6 separate regions of the Homo sapiens genome follow, and regions 1, 2, 3, 4 and 6 are each linked to region 5. A link is a contact called in ENCODE Hi-C or POLR2A ChIA-PET data. All regions are on one chromosome and are shown on one strand. Each heading gives the region's core, a stretch centred on a gene start or an enhancer-like site at or near the end of the contact. The rest is flanking DNA. Distances are from core to core; before and after follow the strand shown.

Region 1 (3,072 bases), core at 384-2,883, 1.9 Mb before region 5:
CTCAGGAAAGGCCGGGCGCGGTGGCTCACGCCTGTAATCCCAGCACTTTGGGAGGCCAAGAACGGCGGATCACGAGGTCAGGAGATCGAGACCATCCTGGCTAACACGGTGAAACCTCATCTCTACTAAAAACATAAAAAGTTAGTCGGGCCTGGCGGCAGACACCTGTAGTCCCAGCTACTCGGGAGGCTGAGGCAGGAGAATGGCGTGAACCCGGGAGACGGAGCTTTCAGTGGGCCGAGATCACCCCACTGCACCCCAGCCTGGGCGACAGACAGAGTGAGACTCCCTCTCAAAAAAAAAAAAAATATTTTACTCAGGGAAGAATTCTATGCCATGGTGGCCTTTGTTTGATAACATACATTATTAACGTGCACTCCTGTAGGTGCACTAAAAACTTAGCTCATGCACTTTGTATATCCTTATAATGGTCCAAAGAAAACACACTGATTCTTTTCAATGGTGGCCAATGCCTTGCCAAAATGAAATAATTTCCATAAACCTTAAGAAGGAAATAATGTCAGGATTTTGAATCAACATCTGTTTCTACTGACCATTTATTTTTAAATAGGTTCTAAAATCCTGACAAGGGCAGTAGCTCATGCCTGTAGTCCCAGCACTTTGGGAGGCTGAGACGAAAGGATCGCTTGATCCCAGCCAGGAGACAAGCCTGGGCAAGAGCGAGACCCCATCTCTACAAAAAACAGAAAAATTAGCCGGGTGTGGTAGTGTGTGCCCGTTGTCCCAACTACTAAGGAAGCTAAGGCAAGGAGGTCACCTGTGCCTGGGAGGTCAAGGCTGCAGTGAGCCGCGCTACTGCACTCCAGCCTGGGCAACAGAGTGAGACCCTGCCTCGAAAAAGCCAAAACAAAACCGGTAATACTGGCATCATACCAGCCTGCACTTTGGGACAGGTGATGGCTGGGGTGGGAAGAAACGTGAAGAGGAAATGAGAACACAGAGAAAACGCTGCAACAAGAAGTCCTCTGGCTTCACTGCAGACAACTGGTTTCTCCTTCGCCCGTTATCTTAAACAAGGCTGGTGCAGCAAATCTGACGCAGCACTACAGCTTTTAAGATTTACCTTGATTCGTGATTTTACCAAGCAAAGGAATGCAGTAAATTGACCTGCTTCAAACGTAGGTAGAAGTGAGAAATGGAAACAGAAAACCATGAAACAGCCCTAGTGTTGCAGTGAAGCTGTGACAGGTTGACTCCTTCCACTCGGGAAGCCCAAGATGGCCGGGCCAGGAACCCGGGAGGCTGCTGAAGTCTCAATTCCCCTCGCCCTAGGCCTGCCCAAGGGAAGTCAGGAGCCGCGCCACGCCCCCTTACATCACCGATAGACGTAATCCGGGTCGGCCGCAAACGTGCCGCAGGCCTAGGCCCCGCCCAGTGCCCCGCCCCTCCCCCAACACACACACACACACACACACACACACACACCCCAACACACACACACACACCCCAACACACACACACACACACACACACACACACACACACACACACACACACACACACACAGCGGGATGGCCGAGCGCCGCACGCGTAGCACGCCGGGACTAGCTATCCAGCCTCCCAGCAGCCTCTGCGACGGGCGCGGTGCGTAAGTACCTCGCCGGTGGTGGCCGTTCTCCGTAAGATGGCGGACCGGCGGCGGCAGCGCGCTTCGCAAGACACCGAGGACGAGGAATCTGGTGCTTCGGGCTCCGACAGCGGCGGCTCCCCGTTGCGGGGAGGCGGGAGCTGCAGCGGTAGCGCCGGAGGCGGCGGCAGCGGCTCTCTGCCTTCACAGCGCGGAGGCCGAACCGGGGCCCTTCATCTGCGGCGGGTGGAGAGCGGGGGCGCCAAGAGTGCTGAGGAGTCGGAGTGTGTGAGTGCGCGCAGGCGGGGCGGGGTGGGGACCGGGCGGCGAGCCGGCCGGGGGCGGGGTGTAGGTGATGCTAGGTAGTCTGTGAGTTGATAGTAGATACTGGGACTTTTTTTTGTTTTTGAGAGAAAAGGGGAGTTATCCCAATGCGAGTTTGCATCCGGAGTTCCAAGGGAAGAAGAAGGATTGGGGGTTTCTGGGAGGATGGTAGAGCCGCTGGAGATGGAAAGCGGATGTTTTATTCAGAAGTCGGGGCTGGAGGGAAGGAGACCAGACCTGCCTTGGCTACTACTTGATAAAGATTTACCTATCTCTGTCTCCCTCTCCAACCATTTTGTGCTGAATCTTCAGCTTTTCACCCACATTTCTTTATTGGGCTCCCCACCTCTGGAAATCACAGAACTAACCCATGTCTTCTGCTTTCTTTCAGGAGAGTGAAGATGGCATTGAAGGTGATGGTGAGTAGCATCTTTTACCCCATTAGGACAAGAGTTTTTTTTAACATAAACTCAGGTCATCTATTTCCAACATCGACATTCTCACACACTGTCACGGATTTAGGGCCACAGAGTGCCTTTTTGTAACATAGTGGTTAAGAGCATAGGCTTTAGCAGTATAGTCTTCAGCAAGTTACCCTCTGAGCCTGTTTCTCCTTTTGTAAGTGGGGACTATAATTTTATCCACGTTGTAGGTTGATGTCAGAATTAAATGAGACTCTTAGTCTGACCTGTAATAAGCAGCCAAAAAATGTTTCTGGGTTTCTTTTTTTCCACATATTTCTGTTTTATTTCAGCTGTTCTCTCGGATTATGAAAGTGCAGAAGACTCGGAAGTGAGTATGACAGGTTTTTTCCTATGGTATAGATCAGAAATGCTTTTTAAAAACGTGTACACACCTTCGTTGCAAACGTACCATGACCTCCGTGTTTATCCTCTTGTGTATTCTTCATTTATGCTTCTGAAAAAGTGTTACAGAAGGTCTTGTTCACTTTAGACCTAGGGAAAACTTGGGGCACGCCGTCTCAAGCCACAGGTGTTATACTGTTAGTTGGCTTCTCTTCCTGTCTGAAGAATATGAGGTTCTAAATAAGAGAGTGAGGATATCTTGAAGTCCTCTGAAAGATGTTTGACAGTTTGTTTTATGCAGTGTAGGTTGAGAAGCCAGCCAATTGGTTATTTTTTTCCAAATCTATCTGAAGA
Region 2 (2,959 bases), core at 259-2,758, 1.7 Mb before region 5:
CCATCTCCCCAACAAAAGAAGGGAGCAGGGCTGAGGAGTGGGGAGATTACTACTGGCTTCTGATCGCTAGTCAGAAGGAGGCCCCCTCTGAGGCCTGGAGGCAGGGAAAGTTGGGGCAAGTTGGGGTGTGTATGGGGAGAAAACTCAATGGAGAATTGTGGTCCCTCAGAATTCAGTCTGCTTTCTGTCTTCTGCCTCAGGCTCTCCCCACAGGCCACCATGCTGCACAGCTGCAGGGGGAACCATTCCATAGACTATGATGTGAATGGCACCCCCTGGGGTTGTTCAAGGCCCTGCCTGTGTAGCCACACGTGGTGCATCTGTCTCCCACCTTCTTCCTTCAAATTAGTTCAGACCCACCTGGAAGGAGGTGTTCCAGACAGGCCTTAATCCAACACCCTCTCCCCTACCCTGCCTCATGCCACTCAACATCTCCTATTCCTCTGCTGCCCACCCCCAACGCACCAAGCAAGTCATGGTGCACCACCAATTGTGGTTCAGAAGCCCCTCCCCTTCTCTCTACGCAGTTTCTGTGTCTCTTGGGGGCTGATTTATCATACCCCCCATCAAGCCTACTGCAGTGTGTGAGAAATCAATAGTGCAAATGGATTGAGGCTGTTTAGCCTGTCAACTCTCCTTGGGCCCCACCAACTCTTCTGGGACTTGCGGAGTTGCTCAGTCCCCTTCTGGCTCAACATACACATATTTAGTGGTTGTAGCCAGAGCACTGAGCACAGGAATTATTCTTTCTGTTGGTCTCTGTCTCATTCTCTCTCATATACTAGGCTGGTCTTAACATGACAAATACTCTTGAACATTTATTTTCTAGCTTGGGTGGACGGGCTTAAAGGGCAGTAGGCTGCCAGCCAGAGGTAGGGAGGGAGGCAGGTGGGTGAGGGATATGGCGGGTGGAGGGGTGGGGTGGGGGTGGGGACGAGCTGGGGAAGGGATTGGGTGACAGCCCACCCCATCAGCTCTGGTAACTCAATCCCTGCACCCCACCCTCCCAATTTCCCTCCTGCTCAACAACTTCAGCAGCTGCTGGCAGAAGCAAGGCTGGCAGAAGTGTGTTTGAGTGCATGTGTATATGAGGGGAGAGGGTGAGAGGGGCTGTGGGGGCAGGGAGTGCTGCCAGGACATGTTAAAGGAGACTCACAGCCTGGGTACAACTTGGGTGGCAGGAGGAGGTGGGGCAGGTGGGAGAGTGGGTGGTGAGTGATGGGCAGGCTGCAGTGGGGGCAGGGCAGCACAGGGGTCTCACAAAACTTGTTGGCACTGGAGCGGGGCCTGGTGTGGTGGGGGTGGGCAGTGGTGAGGGGGCAGGGGCTGGCACAGACATTGCTGGCCCCAGAATGCTGAGGCCCATTCTTTGCCAGGGGGCGCATGTAACCATGGAGGGACAGTCTGCCCCTGTCTGCAATCCTTGGGCTGTGCCTGCTGGGCATCACAGTCTTGGTGGTGACTAAGTCACTTCTGTCCTGGGGCTGGCAAGGTGCCAGGCTCAGCTCTTCTCGGTAGGTGAGTCACTGCCCTGGCATCTCCCCCGGATGCAGCTGAGTCACCCAGCCATGCCTGCTAGGCAGGTGGGCACCAGGCTTGTGGTGGGGGTGGAGGGCTATGTGTGCAGCCCCCAGTGTCTTCTCTGATCTCTCTCTGGCATGTCCTGGCCCCACCCATAAACCTGCAGAGCCAGGCAAGGATGGCGCTTCTCCCTTGTGATCCACTAAGGGGTGAAGGAAAAGGTAGCAGGGCACAGAGTGGAGTCATACATGTTTGATTTGGAGTAAGTAGGGGAGGAAAGAGTTGAGGAGGGAACATTGATTGGGTTATATGTATATATATATATATATATATGCTTATATGTGTATATATATATATATATATATATATATATATATATATATACACACACACACACACACACACACGTATATATTTATTTATTTTAACAAAAAAGACACAGGGTCTTGCTATGTTGCCCAGACAGGTCTTGAACTCCTGGAGTCAAGCAACTCCTGGCGTCCCATCTTGGCCTCCCAAAGTGCTAGAATTAAAGGTGTGAGCCACCATACCTGGCCTGGGTTTGAATCCCAGCCCTGCCATTGACAAGCTGTATGACGTTGAGGAAGGCAATTTTCTTTTTGAGCCTCAGTTTTTTCATCTCTACAATGGCAACAGGAGCCTGCCCCTTCAGGACTGTGAGAATCAAATGGAGTGGGACTATTAAGGTACTTGTGGGAGGAGCTCCTTTTGGGATGAGCTAGGAGGCTTGGGAGGGGAAGAGGAGTCAGCTGGAGCTGGTTCCAACAAACTCCCGCACCATGGTCTTGGAGGGCCAATTGCTTCTCATCATCTCTTCGGAGTATCACTTAATGCTGTTCTTCAGGAGTTTCCACAGGCTGTGAGAAGACAGCCTTGTTGTACTAGAAGTGTGGGCCCTCCTAGGGTGTCTCAGAGCTATATTTTATCTCTTTTGACTACTGAGAACTGCCACTGGCCCTGGTACCTGTCCAGACTCTCTTCCTTCACTTCCTCTAGTTTGAAGAGGGATGGGGCTCAGACTCCTCCCCCAGCCTATCTCCTGTGTGCAGGGAAACAGTAGGCCCCAAGGAGTGTCCTTCTTAGAGTGAGGCGCCCCGAGCCTGTGGCTTTTCTCTCTCTGCTAGTTTCCTGCTGCTCCCTGGGTACCCTTCTCTCCTCCTGCATCAGAGTCCCTGGTGGGAGGGGGTGGTGGAAGCCCTGTTATGAGCCCAGCATAGCTGGAGTTCAACTGCTGCTGCAGATTGAAGACTCCTGGTCCCCCACCTGGGGACCTCTCCTGCCTTCTGCAGTCAAGCTTGGGTAGGGCTGGGCCTTGGACAGGTGGTACTGGTTTCCCTGGACAGGAAGGAAATGCCCCAAAGATGTGCATGCTTTGTGTTTGTACACACGGGTGCTGGTCTTGTTTGAGTGTCTGACC
Region 3 (2,815 bases), core at 168-2,667, 1.2 Mb before region 5:
GTAATATAGTAACTGGAAGAAAGTAAGAAAAGGCAAAGGTGAGAAGTCAGGTAATTAGAAAATATAAAATTTCCAATTATTATTATTTTGGGGGTTTTATTTGAGATATTCCAGAATTTCCAGGATTGAAATAATTTAAAGCCAGAGAGCTGGGAGCCTTCCACATATTGTGTATCTTAAAGAGTAATATTGGGGATTTACAGACTTTACTCAGTGAATTTACTGACGGTGGTCTGAACATACATGATTAAAAAACTTAGAAAAGGCATGACAATAGTTCTGTCTTCCGAATTTCTGGATACATCAACCTTCAACTGCTATGGGTTACTAATCTTTAATTTTAAAGAGTATTATGTACTTAAGTAAAGATAAATTCTGACAAATTGGGATAGTTTGCATCAGTAAGAAAGTTTATTGAAATTCATTAGTAAATGAGAACAGAAAGTTGTTTTTCTTTCCATTAAAGAACACTTTCTGGTAAAGTGAAAAGAAGAAATACAGAAACCACAAAACACCTTGTAGACACCTTATTTTCAAGGTCTATTTCCATAGACCATCAAGACAGAAGTGTTTTCTTGGAGACTTTGTTTTCCATGCATCTGTAAATAATGGTCTGTGTGAAGGGAGACTCTTTCCTCTTGATGCAGTTTAATAGTAGTGTTTCTTGGTTTCTGATTCAACCATAGATGAAAGAACTCTACCGTCGGGCGCCACCTCTTCAATAATTGTCTTGATTACTCTGGTTTTGTTAGTATCTGTGTGAATGATGGAAAAAAAATTTTAAACAGTCTGTAGGGATCCTTAGTAATTAACAAGCAAATATTGTAAAAAGAAGGAAATTTCAACTTTACATTGTTAAGCCCAAAAAAATGCTTAAGGTATGACATTTTGATCATGCCATTTTTCACGGCTGGTGTTAAGAGTAGTTTGTGAACAAATGCAAACGGAACCGTCTCTAAGATTTTTAATTTTTTAAAACAACTCTAGAGCTTAAAGCGCAAAAAAACCATCACAGGAAGTTAAAACTAATTCTGATTACCCCAGCTAGTTTCTGCTGACCTTGGTCCCTTAGATGAAGACTCGCCCACGGACCCGGAAGAGGAGGACTTGTGGCCTCCGCTGGAGCTGCCGCCGCCGTATCCGCCGCCGGAGCTGCTGCCGCCGCCGGAGCTGCCGCCCCCGTAGCCGCCGCCGCCGCCGCCGGAACTGCCACCACCGTAGCCGCCGCTGGAACTGCCGCCGTGGCCGCCGCTGGAGCTTCCGCCCCCGTAGCCGCCGCCGGAGCTTCCGCCGCCGGAGCTTCCGCCTCCGTAGCCGCCGCCGGAACTGCCGCCGTGGCCGCCGCCGTGGCCGCCGCCGGAGCTTCCGCCGCCGGAGCTTCCGCCGCCGTAGCCGCCGCCGAAACTTCCGCCGCCGCGTCCGCCGCCTCCGGAACTAAACGGGGTGAGGTCACATTCGGTTATCTCTAACGTTGGAAAACGGTGGGTAGCTTTCCAGTTGCCGTTAATTTAGAAAATAAGCAAAACGTGTTGAAAAAATAAAACCCTGCCAGGTATATATTTTAAAACCCATCCTTTGAAAACAATGTTAAGTTCACAGAACTCTTAAGAATCATTTTGGGCCAAATTCATGAGAAAGTGAGATTGCGGTTGCGTACTCCTTTTTCTGTACTCTACCCTCTCTCCTCCCTTCCTCTCATTCTCTGGCATCTTCTTGGGGTTTAGATAAGCCTTGCTATCTGGAATATTGAATAAAAGAAACTGGGATAACTTTTCATTTTAAAATTTACCTTCCCTCTCCTTCTAGCAGGCTGCGGTAGGTTTGAATTTCATTCTCCAGTCGGATCTTAATATCCAGGAGTTGTTGGTATTCAGTATTCTGGCACTCGGTTTCAGCTCGAATCTGTTGCAACTGTTCTTCCAGAGCGGATATCTGGGCCTGAATCTGTGAGAGCTGCACACAGTAGCGACCTTCTGTTTCTGCCAAGGAGGCTTCCAGGGATTGTTTCTGAAACGGATTTTTTTGTGGCTTAGTGACTTCCTTGTTCAGTTGAGTATGGTGACGCTTATTTGATTATTTAGTAAGGCATTATATAGAAGAATAAGAAAATGAACAGAATTTGTTGTATGTTTAATGGCACCATTTCAGTTTCAGCACTTTTAGATCAACACTAGTAGTACTTTTCCTCCATTAACATGAGCTTCACTTTGTTTTCTCTTTCTTACCTCCAACTCTGCATTTTTTTGTTGCATTGCATATTCTTAGGTGAGCATGAAACTTTGTATGATAAAGTTGAAGTCATTTCATGAGAGTTAACATACCAAGGCCAGTTGGGACTGTAGTTCTATCTCCAGAGCTTGTACATTACGTCTCAATTCAGTAATCTCAGATTTATAGCTGGATATCTGTTCAATGTTATTATCAATTTCTGTAGTCAGTTCCTTGCTCTAGAGTATTAAAAACAAGGAAAAGGGTGAGGAAATTCTGAAATGATAAAACCTCCATGAGTTTCACTATAAGGAAGATTACTTTACCTTTTCATTGAACCAGGCTTCAGCATCTTTGCGGTTTTGTTCAGCAAGTTGTTCATATTGGCTTCTCATGTTATTCAGAAGTTGAGTCAGATCAACACCCGGGGCAGCATTCATTTCCACATTCACATCACCAGTGGACACATTTCGAAGGTCTTTCATTTCCTGTTTGAGGAACAGAAAGATTTATTGGCTACACGAGGACCATAATGAACTCTCTTTTGGCTGGGAAAAGTATAACTTTTGTGTCACCTCCTCGTGGTTCTTCTTCAGATAGGCCAGCT
Region 4 (3,150 bases), core at 598-3,097, 1.4 Mb after region 5:
GTAAAGTCGAACATGTTCCCTACTTGGAAATGAATATTCTTGTTTTGGGTCCTAGGATACTCTCCATAAATCATGAACCTTATGATACTTAAAGGAGTAAGAAAACCTACCAACTATCCTAAACTACCCGGCGCAGTCTTTTCTTTCTAACCTTGCAAACAGGTTGTATCCCAGGAGAGGGAGCCCCATTCCTGGAGGTACTGCAATACCAGGTCGACGCGTGGAGTGGACAGAGCAAGCTCCTATTTCATCTCCCTGCTCCAAAAATCTATCTAATATAATTGTTCTCTGATAGAGGACGTATCAGATATTAAACTGATAAGAACAGATACTACACTTGATCTTAGCCAAAAGGACGAGAAGAGATGTCGTCGCCTTCCTCCCTGCCATCACCGTCCCACTCTCATCTACATTCAAGACGCGGTGAGAGCCCCAGCCTCGCTCCTTGCCTCATTCACTTTGTCTTGTCCACACCAATATTGACGCCATTACACACTCGGGCTGATTTCTTATTCTCCACGTTTTAAAAGAAAAATCTGCCGGGCGCAGTGGCTCACGCCAGTAATCCTAACACTTTGGGAGGCCGAGGCGGGTGGATCACAAGGTCAGGAGATCAAGACCATTCTGGCAAACACGGAGAAATCCCGTCTCGACTCAGGAGCTCGAGACCAGCCTGGGGAACACGGTGAAACCCCATCTCTACTAAAAATACAAAAAAATTAGCCGGGCGTGCCGGGCGCGGTGACTCACGCCTGTAATCCCAGCACTTTAGGAGGCCGAGGCAGGTGGATCACGAGGTCAGGAGATCGAGACCATTCTGGATAACACGGAGAAACCCCGTCTCTATTAAAAATACAAAAATTAGCCGGGCGTGGTGGCACGTGCCTGTAGTCCCAGCTACTTGGGAGGCTGATGCAGGAGAATCTCTTGAACCTGGGAGTCCGAGGTTGCAGTGAGCCAAGATTGCGCTACTACACTCCAGCCTGGGCGACAGAGTGAGACTCCATCTAAAAAAAAAACAAAAACAAAAAAACAAAAATTAGTCAGGCGTGGTGTCGCGCGCCTGTAATCCCAGCTACTAGGGAGGCTGGGCAGTAGAATCACTTGAACCCGGGAGGCGGAGGTTGCAGTGAACCGAGATCGCGCCACTGCACTCCAGCTTGGGCGACAGAGCGAGACTCTGTCTCAAAACAACAACAAAACAACAACAACAACACAAAAACCAAGAGAAATCTTACACCAGTTCTAGTTCCGGGGTTTCCGGGCTTTCATTTCGAATTTGCATGCCCTGCCCTTTCCCAGGAGGCGTGGCCACCGCGGTTGACTCCACCCCCGGGCCCGCCTCCAGCTAAGGAGCCGCGGCTGGGCTAGGGGCGACTTCCTTGTTTGTATGAGCGAAAAGACTGAACCAAAAGAGACAGGGGGTGAAAACAAGATAGGTCTGTGGAAGAGACCTGTAGGCGGAGAGCGGTCCCTGTTTTCCTGGAGAAAGACGAGTCGCAAGATATCATCACCAGGGGAAACCAGGCTGAGCTGGATCTTTACGTCGTCACCAGTGGGCGGGGAGACCAGCCTTGTACCCACTGGACAGCGGGCCCATTCCGAGTCAGGGAAGCAGAAGGCCTGGAGGAGCTTCGGGGAGCAGGGGCTGGAGTTCCTCTGCCAGGCAGGAGGCTGACACCAGACACCGGGCAGAGGGAGGCGGCGCATGGACGGCGAGGGCCCAGCAAGGATTCTCCCCAGCCCCTGTGCCTGCGTCTCCTGCGGCTTCTGTGCGCGGACCGTGTCCTGTGCTGTGTAGGGAAAGCTGCTTCTCTGCTTGGGACGTGGATTCCTTTACCCTCCTCCTCGCCTGACTACTTCTGACGCGGGTCGTCAGGACTCCGCTTGGGTGTCACCCGTCCAGGAAGCCTCCCTTAATTAAGGGCCCTCGGCACCCACCCCATATGTGATTAGCAGCCCTCCTGTGTATTTCATCGCACCTCGTTGTTTATATCAACTACTCCACTCACCACCCTTCTGGGCAGTCCTTTATCTCCCCCTCTGAAATCCGATCGCTGAGGGCTGGGACCCTCATCAGTACTTATCCCCGTTTCTCTGCGCTAGTCTAATTAGTGCCTGGCAAGTTGAAGGCGCTCAGTAAACGTTTGTGGAGCGAAGAAACGACGGATAGGGCGTAATGAGCACGACACACGCAATCAGAGAGGACGCAGTTAGGAGGCTATTGGCCCGGGGCAGGCGTGAAGGGGGAAGATCGGGCTCGGGGTGGGAGGACACCAGAGGGCGGGGTGACTGTCGGGGTGCTCTGGAGGAAGATGGGCGTCAAGGCCCCCAGCAAGGTTGGGATAAATTTTCTCTCTGAGGCACAGACTGCCGCCTGTAGCGTCAGCATTTACCATTCCCGTCCTCCTTCCTAACACAACAGTTGAGATGAGAGTTTATGGCTCTTTTATTTGATTTCAGAAAAGCAAGAAGGTATCATAGATCCGATAGTGACACTCAGTCAGTCATGCTCCCCCTGCAGGATGGAAAGCCGGATGGCAGGGATTGCCTGGTGAACAACCAGGTCAAAAAATATAAACTGTGCCTTTCCCAATGCCAGCCTCGGGTCCGAGGGCTCTACGTGCATTATCTCTTTTAGTTCACTCGACAGCCCTAAGAGATGGGCGTTATTATTAGCCACGGCCAGGATTAGGGTGAGGTCATTCCTCTAGGTTCGAATTTCAGGGGGTGATCCTCCAGAACCCTTCAGTAATCAAAATAAATAATAGTTCAATGCAATATATCTTATCTCGATTATAAGATAATCAAGCCATTTATCTGGATTGCTGAGTCTTTTGGTGCCCCCTTATTTTTTTTTTTAACCTCTCAGCAAGTGTTTCCCTCATTTCACTTTACCCCAGTCTCCACCGAGTCATTGTCATCTCCATTCTATTACCCTGTGAAGTGCAATATGGCAGCCACCCACCTCGGCCTCCCAAAGTGCTGAGATTATAGGCGTGAGCCACTGCGCCTGGCCTGTCTGTCTGTCTGTCTATCTATCTATCTATCTATCTATCTATCTGTTCTTTTTTCTGAGACGGAGTCTCGCACTGTCGCCCGGGCTGGAGTGCAGTGGCGCTATCTCAGCTCACTGCAACCTCCGCCTCC
Region 5 (3,087 bases), core at 377-2,876:
CACTACACTCCAGCCTGGGCGACAGAGCGAGATTCCGTCTCAAAAAATAAAAAATAAATAACCTGTGGCCAAATCCCTATTTACAGTATAAAGAACCACTGAACTCTTTCCAAATACAAGTAAATCTCTACAATTAATTTAAGCTCCGTCTGCACTGGGAGGAATTTTGTTTCCCATTGTGCAGCTCTTTAATGATGTATAAGGGTTGATGATGCTTAGCTTTAAATATCTAGGAAGAAGTAGGAACAACATGAAAGCTCAAAATTAAGAACAGAGACTGGACTCTGGTGTCCTGGCTTCTCTGATATCCCAGGGGCCTATTACACTTTGTCAGGCCCCTCAGCTCCCAGCAGATCAGGAACTTGAGATCTGGCTGTGGTAACCACCCTCAAGCTTGATAACTATTCATTGCGTCCGAGTACTTCTTATATTTCGAACTCATTAGATAGTAAAAATCTCAGAATCCTGATTTCAGATCTCATGAACTAATTCTACATCACCGCCTCAAATTACCCAGCCTGAAGACACAACGGGCTTGGTATGAAGATATAAAGTATGTTGCAAAGAGACTGAGGGCACTGTAGATATCTTGAACAAAAGGGTCAGACTAACCCGCAGCTGATAAGGAAAGGGCTCCAAACTTCTAGAACCTTCTTGTCAATTCTGCTTTAGGATTAGAACAAGTATGACTACCCACAACTCTGTTCCAACCCCACTTCCAATAATCTGGCCTAACTGTTGCCAGAATCTAGAGCGTTCTCGAAAACCACTCACTCAGCAGCTCCCTTGGCTAGTCCGACTGGCAATCTCGAACCACTGCGGCTGCTTCGGAGTGCCAACAGCGCCCAAGCAGTTGCCCTCTTCCTTGGTGCTTAACTTAAGAAAGAACAGTGCTGGGAAGGATAAAGATCACCCAGGAAGGACAGGGGAAGAGGAGTCTGACGTAGAGAACACGAGATAAGCCCCTCGCTCTTCCTTTTTTTCTCTGTCATCTTTGACTTCTGGGATAACCGGGGGCAACCAGGTCAATTATGGAGACACACAATCACTTCGAACCCAGACTAGTGATCGCTGGGGTATAATTACAAGGGAAAACGGGGTGAGGAGAGCAAAGGTTTTGGAGACGGAAAGTGCAGACAGGCAACAATGCACAGAAGTTAACAAGAGAACGCGGGGGTCGGGGGCGATGTAAGGAAGTCGTCATCGACGCCGCGCCGCTTCCCCCACCTCGCACCAGACCTCTGAAATTGCCCTCGGAGACTCGGCCTCTCCTATAAGGACGATCGTCCTCTCAGCTGGAGAACAAGGCCATGCCTCAGCTCCTACGCCAGGCGGAAGCGGGAGAGGAAGGCCGACCCCCAAGAGCGCCCCTTCAGGGGGTCCATCCGGCCTTGATCTCAGATGGGGGGGTGTTTGCGGAGGGCGGGGCATCGCCTCAACAGCTGGGGGCTGCATCATGGCAGGAACGAGTTTCCCTGAGCCACGGAGCTGCAGGTCGCCTCCTCTACTACCCTGCTACCCGGTTACCTCTTCGCCTCTTGGTCGTCGAGCAGCTCCGGCTCGGTCGCCGCCATTACCACATCGCACTCCGCGGCAGCCGCCATCTTACCGCCGGGACCAGAGAGCTGGGTGGGAGGCCGGCGGTGAAGAGCACTTCCGGTTGGAGCATAGAGCAGCTCCGCGGCGCCGCGCCCAGAAGGGCTCCCTCGGGCTCGTCTACCAGAGAGAGGCTCCGCTTGGGGCCAGAGCGGCCTCCCGCCCCCGGATGTCCACGGTGGTCTCCGCGCCGGGGCGGGAGCCCAGGGGCTGTGCCGGTGCGTAGGCGGCGCCACTTTACCCGTGGGTGGGAAGGCGGGGTGTACCGGTGGTAGCCTCTCTAGGGCTTGGCTGCTTTCAGTATTCCAAGAGCCTCATTGCCATAGCAACTTCCAATCCTAGAGAGTCTTCCTGAAAGGCTCCGTGGAGTCTGGGTTGCGTGGGGACCAGGTGACCCAAGACTCTGTAGGGAAGGAGTCCCCACTGCTACCTTTCCGACCTTGGAGTGTGTCCACAGCTTCTTCCCGGGAAAGTCAAGAGACACTTTGAGCTCAGTTCCCCCAGCTTTCATCGTTCTCTGGAAGCCCTGCCCAGTCAAGCCAGGGGAACGCAGGGCGTCTTCACCCTGCGCCTTTCATCCACTCCGGATCTCCAAACACCAACTGGTTCATCACCCTAATGACGCTGACCCTTTTACAAGGCTCCTTTCATGTCAGCCGCCTGGGAGTGCCATCTCAGCATTAAGCCTAGGAAAGCTGACACATGGCGCCCCAGACCCTGCCCTGGAGTTTATAAGGAAGCTCGCGGGGTGAGGTCCTTGCTCTTGTGTCCCCAGTACTCCCACCTCTTATATAAACTCTCTACTCATCACGCTTGCCTTGCCGAATGCGGTCTGGATTGAGAATTCATAGGGGACAAGGGCACAGTTTAACTGTCTTTGTTGTTATTCCCTCACCCAAACGACTATTTGTGGAGCTGAATTAAATTGGAGCTTTCTGGGGTTAAATTGGAGGAGTATGAGGAGTAGCTTTACAATGTAAAGCTAAGAGTAAAATAAGAAGAGGGCAAAGGAATTTTAAAAGGATTTACCTGTTTGTTCCAGGAAAACAGCATGTGCCAATGCTCATACTCTGCCTATCCCAGTGTGGAGGGAGCTGAAACCACAGCGACCACTGAGTAGGGAGGGATAGGACAAGCTCACTAGGTTGGAAAGGAGGGGTCATTCGTTGAGCCAATCACTCAGCCCTTTCCAAAACGCCTACTCTGTGCTAGGTTGTGAGGGCACAAGACTTACAGACCACCTGCCCTGCCTGCCAGTGGCTCATAGTCCAGTCTAATGCTAGCCAACCTGTCTCACCATCTTCCCACTTTATGTTCTATCTAAGGCAACTCATTTATTCCCACAGCTTTACTTCCATCTGTTGATGACTCTCAACTTTTCATATCTCCAACCTAGACCTTTCTTCAGCTTCCACAGCTGTATATCCAACTATCTACTGGATATCTCTTGTATGTTTCACAAATCCCCAAGGCTTACCATATTTAAATTTA
Region 6 (2,929 bases), core at 266-2,765, 1.5 Mb after region 5:
GTAAAAAAGACCTGAAGCAGAAGTTGGGAGACCTGAGCTTATGACCTTGGACTTACAGCACAGCTGATATTTGGGGGAATAAGGTTTGTTGTTGTTTTTGTGTGTGTGTTTTGTTTGTTTGAGACGGAGTCTCACTCTGTCGCACAGGCTAGAGTGCAGTGGCGAGATCTCAGCTCACTGCAACATCCACCTCCCAGGTTCAAGCAATTCTCCCGCCTCAGCCTCCCTAGTAGCTGGGACTACAGGCACATACCATCACGCCCAGCTAATTTTTGTATTTTTAGTACAGACGAGGTTTCACCATGTTGGCCAGAGTGGTCTTGAACTCCTGACCTCAAGTGATCCGCCCGTCTCGGCCTCCCAAAGTGCTGGGATTACAGGGGTGAGCCACAGTGCCCAGCCCCTGGGGGAATAAGTTCTGAGAGGACACAGGAAAACTGGGGATTGAAAAGCAGGTTTTCACAAGAGTGGAGGCAGCTGGCTCTGTGGGTTCCCAGACTAAGGGGATCTGTGCTTGACAGACCAGAGGCCAGTTCTGTGACCATCATCTCAGCCTTGAATTTTTTTTTTTTTTTTTTTGAGACAAAGTCTCACTCTGTCGCCCATGCTGGAGTGTAGTGGTGTGAACTCAGGTCACTCCAACCTCTGCCTCCTGGGTTCAAGCGATTCTTGTGCCTCAGCCTCCCGAGTAGCTGGGACTACAGGCGCCCACCACCACCACGCCCGGCTAAGTTTTCTATTTTTAGTAGAGATGGAGTTTCGCCACGTTGGCCAGGCTGGTCTGGAACTCCTGACCTCAAGTGATCCACCAGCCTCGGCCTCCCAAAGTGCTGGCATTACAGGCGTGAGCCACTGCACCCGGCCTAGCCTTGTGATATTAACAGTAACTGTCATTTGCGGTGTGCCTACTCTGTGTCACACTCCTTGCAGTTATTCCATTTAGGGTAGAGCAACATTATTCTAGTTTACAGATGAGAAAACTAAGGCCCCAGAGATTGATTTGCCCAAGCAGCCAGCTGGCAGTGGAAGTGCCAGTTTCTTCGTGTGTAAAACAAGAGAAGGCAATCTACTGCCTACTGGCTTGTCAAGGGTCACTTGAGATCGGACGACAGGAACCACAAAGAAGTGAGGCCGGGAATTTGCGGATCCACAGTAAAGCAAGTTTGTCTTTTTCCAGACGTGCATTAAGATTCCTTTTTCAAGTGTTCTAAAGCGCAGGCGCAGGCTGTTTTGCGGTTGCCTCCCGGCGCCTCTTGTGCAGGCCGGGGTCGCCCTCTGCCGACCCAGGGCGGGAGCGCGCTGAGTGAACGTTTCCAGGCCTGAGGGCGGGCGGAGATTTTTCTCGCCTGTAGAGGGCGCAGATCGGCGTGCAGAGTAACCCACTCTAGTTGTCCCTTCCTTAAGCACTTCCTGTTTGATCTCTATGATCCATCCTGTTGGGACTTGATTCGTTCCTCAAATTTTCAATTTACCGTAAACAAAGGGGACGCGCGCTGACCCGGAAGTGAAAGCTGGAACCCGGCCGGAGTAGCTCTGAGCGCCGGCTGTGAGGAAGGAGGTTCTGGGCAAGCTATAGCCATGGCTGTGGCTGTAGCCATGGCGGGAGCCTTAATCGGGTCGGAGCCAGGCCCCGCGGAAGAACTTGCCAAACTCGAGTACCTGTCTTTGGTGTCAAAGGTTTGCACTGAGCTGGACAATCACTTGGGGATCAACGACAAGGACCTTGGTGAGCTCGGGGAGGTCCCTGGGACCTCAGTTTGGGATTGAGGGAAGCGGAAGGAGGAAGGAGGAAGGAGAAAGGTGGTTGATGGACCGAAAGTATGTTCGTGTGAATCTGTCTCTCTCTGTCGCAGACACCGGTGCCCAGGGTACACGCTGCCGTGGCCTCGGCTTGAGAGCCCTCGAGAAACTTTAGAAACTTTCCCAGAGCTGTCAGTGAAGCCCGGGGCGGTCATCTCTGCTTGATTGTTTTTTGTTTGTTTTTTCAGCCTCAATTAAACATGTTTAACAACAACAGCAGCAGATGCTGCGATGACGACGATGATGGCTGACGTTTATTGGGTGCTCACTATGTGCTAGATGCGATGCTCAGCTCTTTATTGACATTATTTTATTTGGTCTTCACGCCACTCTGTGACATAGTAGTTAGCGTCTGTGCTTTTAACTGTGTTCTTTGACCGTTCATCCTGTACTCTTTTTTGAGGCAGGGCCTCGCTCTGTTTCCCGGGCTGGAGTGCAGTGGCACGATCTCGGCTCACTGCAGCCTCCACCTCCTGGGCTCAAGCAGTCCTCCCACCTCAGCCTCCCGAGTAGCTGGGACTACAGGCGGGCGCCACCAAGCTCGACTCATTTTTAAATTTTTTGTAGAGACGGGGGTCTCACTGTATTGCCCAGGCTGGTCTCGAACTTCTGGGCTCAAGCAGTCCTCTTCCCTCGGCCTCCCAAAGTGTTGGGATTACAGGCGTGAGCCATTGCGTCCTGTACTATGTCTTAAACACCAGTCACTAGATGTTTTGGGGCAAACTACATCTGGGGAGCCGAAACTGAGGAATTAGAAAAGGCTAGGGTCCTAAAGCTAAAGCCATAGACAGATGGAGCCTTTATGAAGGTACAGAGGATGGATGGGATCAAGGGCAACCAATGGATGGATTGACCTTTGGTACGTACAGCAAGGCTTCTTCAGTTGTAACAGGAGCGAGGACAGAGAATACAGTTGCAGATTCAGATGAGTTTAGAGATTGGTGGTGGGAAGATGAGTGAGAGAGTTCCAGCCCACTCTTCAGTTTCCTAAATGAAGATAAAGTCATCAACCGGAGGGATGGAAGGGAAGGGGCAGGTGACAGGAGGGGTTAGGGAAGTTAGACGAGTGACCTTTGGTAAGATTCATAGTTTCTCTGAAGCTGTTTTTCTCATCTGTGAAGTGGGACGA

Evidence for each region. A loop is a pair of places that touch in the nucleus more often than their neighbours do. ChIA-PET counts read pairs that join two places held with the same protein, here RNA polymerase II (POLR2A). Pooled maps may share reads with other maps.
Region 1: a pooled map shows a loop between it and region 5 (5-fold over the local background). The contact joins the promoter of CASC3 here to the promoter of DNAJC7 in region 5. A Hi-C loop is called at or near these places in 2 of 168 maps with a recorded cell type or tissue (ascending aorta and tibial artery) and 1 of 50 pooled maps.
Region 2: a loop to region 5 is called in a pooled map, with 3 times the contacts of the local background. The contact joins the enhancer-like site here to the promoter of DNAJC7 in region 5. A Hi-C loop is called at or near these places in 7 of 50 pooled maps.
Region 3: a loop to region 5 is called in a map of B cell, with 26 times the contacts of the local background. The contact joins the promoter of KRT10-AS1 here to the promoter of DNAJC7 in region 5. A Hi-C loop is called at or near these places in 4 of 168 maps with a recorded cell type or tissue (B cell, CD4-positive, alpha-beta T cell, CD4-positive, alpha-beta memory T cell and 1 more) and 9 of 50 pooled maps. POLR2A ChIA-PET finds 5 or more read pairs at or near these places in 1 of 52 experiments (CD4-positive, alpha-beta T cell).
Region 4: a loop to region 5 is called in a map of naive thymus-derived CD4-positive, alpha-beta T cell, with 12 times the contacts of the local background. The contact joins the promoter of LINC00910 here to the promoter of DNAJC7 in region 5. A Hi-C loop is called at or near these places in 1 of 168 maps with a recorded cell type or tissue (naive thymus-derived CD4-positive, alpha-beta T cell) and 4 of 50 pooled maps. POLR2A ChIA-PET finds 5 or more read pairs at or near these places in 1 of 52 experiments (activated CD4-positive, alpha-beta T cell).
Region 6: a map of CD8-positive, alpha-beta T cell shows a loop between it and region 5 (15-fold over the local background). The contact joins the promoter of DHX8 here to the promoter of DNAJC7 in region 5. A Hi-C loop is called at or near these places in 1 of 168 maps with a recorded cell type or tissue (CD8-positive, alpha-beta T cell) and 10 of 50 pooled maps. POLR2A ChIA-PET finds 5 or more read pairs at or near these places in 1 of 52 experiments (HEK293).

The regions. Positions count from the first base shown.
Region 1 is chr17:40,138,904-40,141,975 of GRCh38, forward strand. It overlaps CASC3 (CASC3 exon junction complex subunit), which reads left to right and starts at 1,634. Exons shown (of 14, transcript NM_007359.5): 1 at 1,634-1,876; 2 at 2,304-2,331; 3 at 2,667-2,704. The coding sequence starts at 1,646. RefSeq lists enhancers at 1,245-2,185, 1,651-1,950.
Region 2 is chr17:40,313,268-40,316,226 of GRCh38, forward strand. All of the region lies in intron 1 of RARA (retinoic acid receptor alpha), which reads left to right. LOC105371934 (a long non-coding RNA gene) reads right to left here. Exons shown (of 2, transcript NR_189654.1): 2 at 1,926-2,959. Among named protein-coding and RNA genes, the nearest start is that of RARA, 5.6 kb to the left of the region's middle. Within about 2 kb of position 1,509, at least 25 of the 41 ENCODE cell types and tissues checked have a DNase peak (open chromatin) inside an H3K27ac peak, as active enhancers do.
Region 3 is chr17:40,817,728-40,820,542 of GRCh38, forward strand. It overlaps KRT10-AS1 (KRT10 antisense RNA 1), which reads left to right and starts at 1,418. Exons shown (of 3, transcript NR_160888.1): 1 at 1,418-1,481. KRT10 (keratin 10) reads right to left here. Exons shown (of 8, transcript NM_000421.5): 3 at 2,784-2,815; 4 at 2,535-2,696; 5 at 2,322-2,447; 6 at 1,790-2,007; 7 at 1,060-1,434; 8 at 390-755. The coding sequence ends at 749. RefSeq lists an enhancer at 1,928-2,815.
Region 4 is chr17:43,387,051-43,390,200 of GRCh38, forward strand. LINC00910 (long intergenic non-protein coding RNA 910) reads right to left here and starts at 1,848. Exons shown (of 6, transcript NR_027412.1): 1 at 1,239-1,848. It also overlaps the pseudogene RNU2-4P. RefSeq lists enhancers at 1-414, 415-930, 1,221-1,974, 1,428-1,657, 1,975-2,728 and a silencer at 1,571-1,865.
Region 5 is chr17:42,015,813-42,018,899 of GRCh38, forward strand. DNAJC7 (DnaJ heat shock protein family (Hsp40) member C7) reads right to left here and starts at 1,627. Exons shown (of 14, transcript NM_003315.4): 1 at 1,528-1,627. The coding sequence starts at 1,604. It also overlaps a transcript of NKIRAS2 not described here. RefSeq lists enhancers at 836-2,035, 1,146-1,195, 1,266-1,675 and a silencer at 1,786-1,935.
Region 6 is chr17:43,482,460-43,485,388 of GRCh38, forward strand. DHX8 (DEAH-box helicase 8) reads left to right here and starts at 1,516. Exons shown (of 23, transcript NM_004941.3): 1 at 1,516-1,726. The coding sequence starts at 1,579. RefSeq lists enhancers at 1,209-2,051, 1,351-1,780.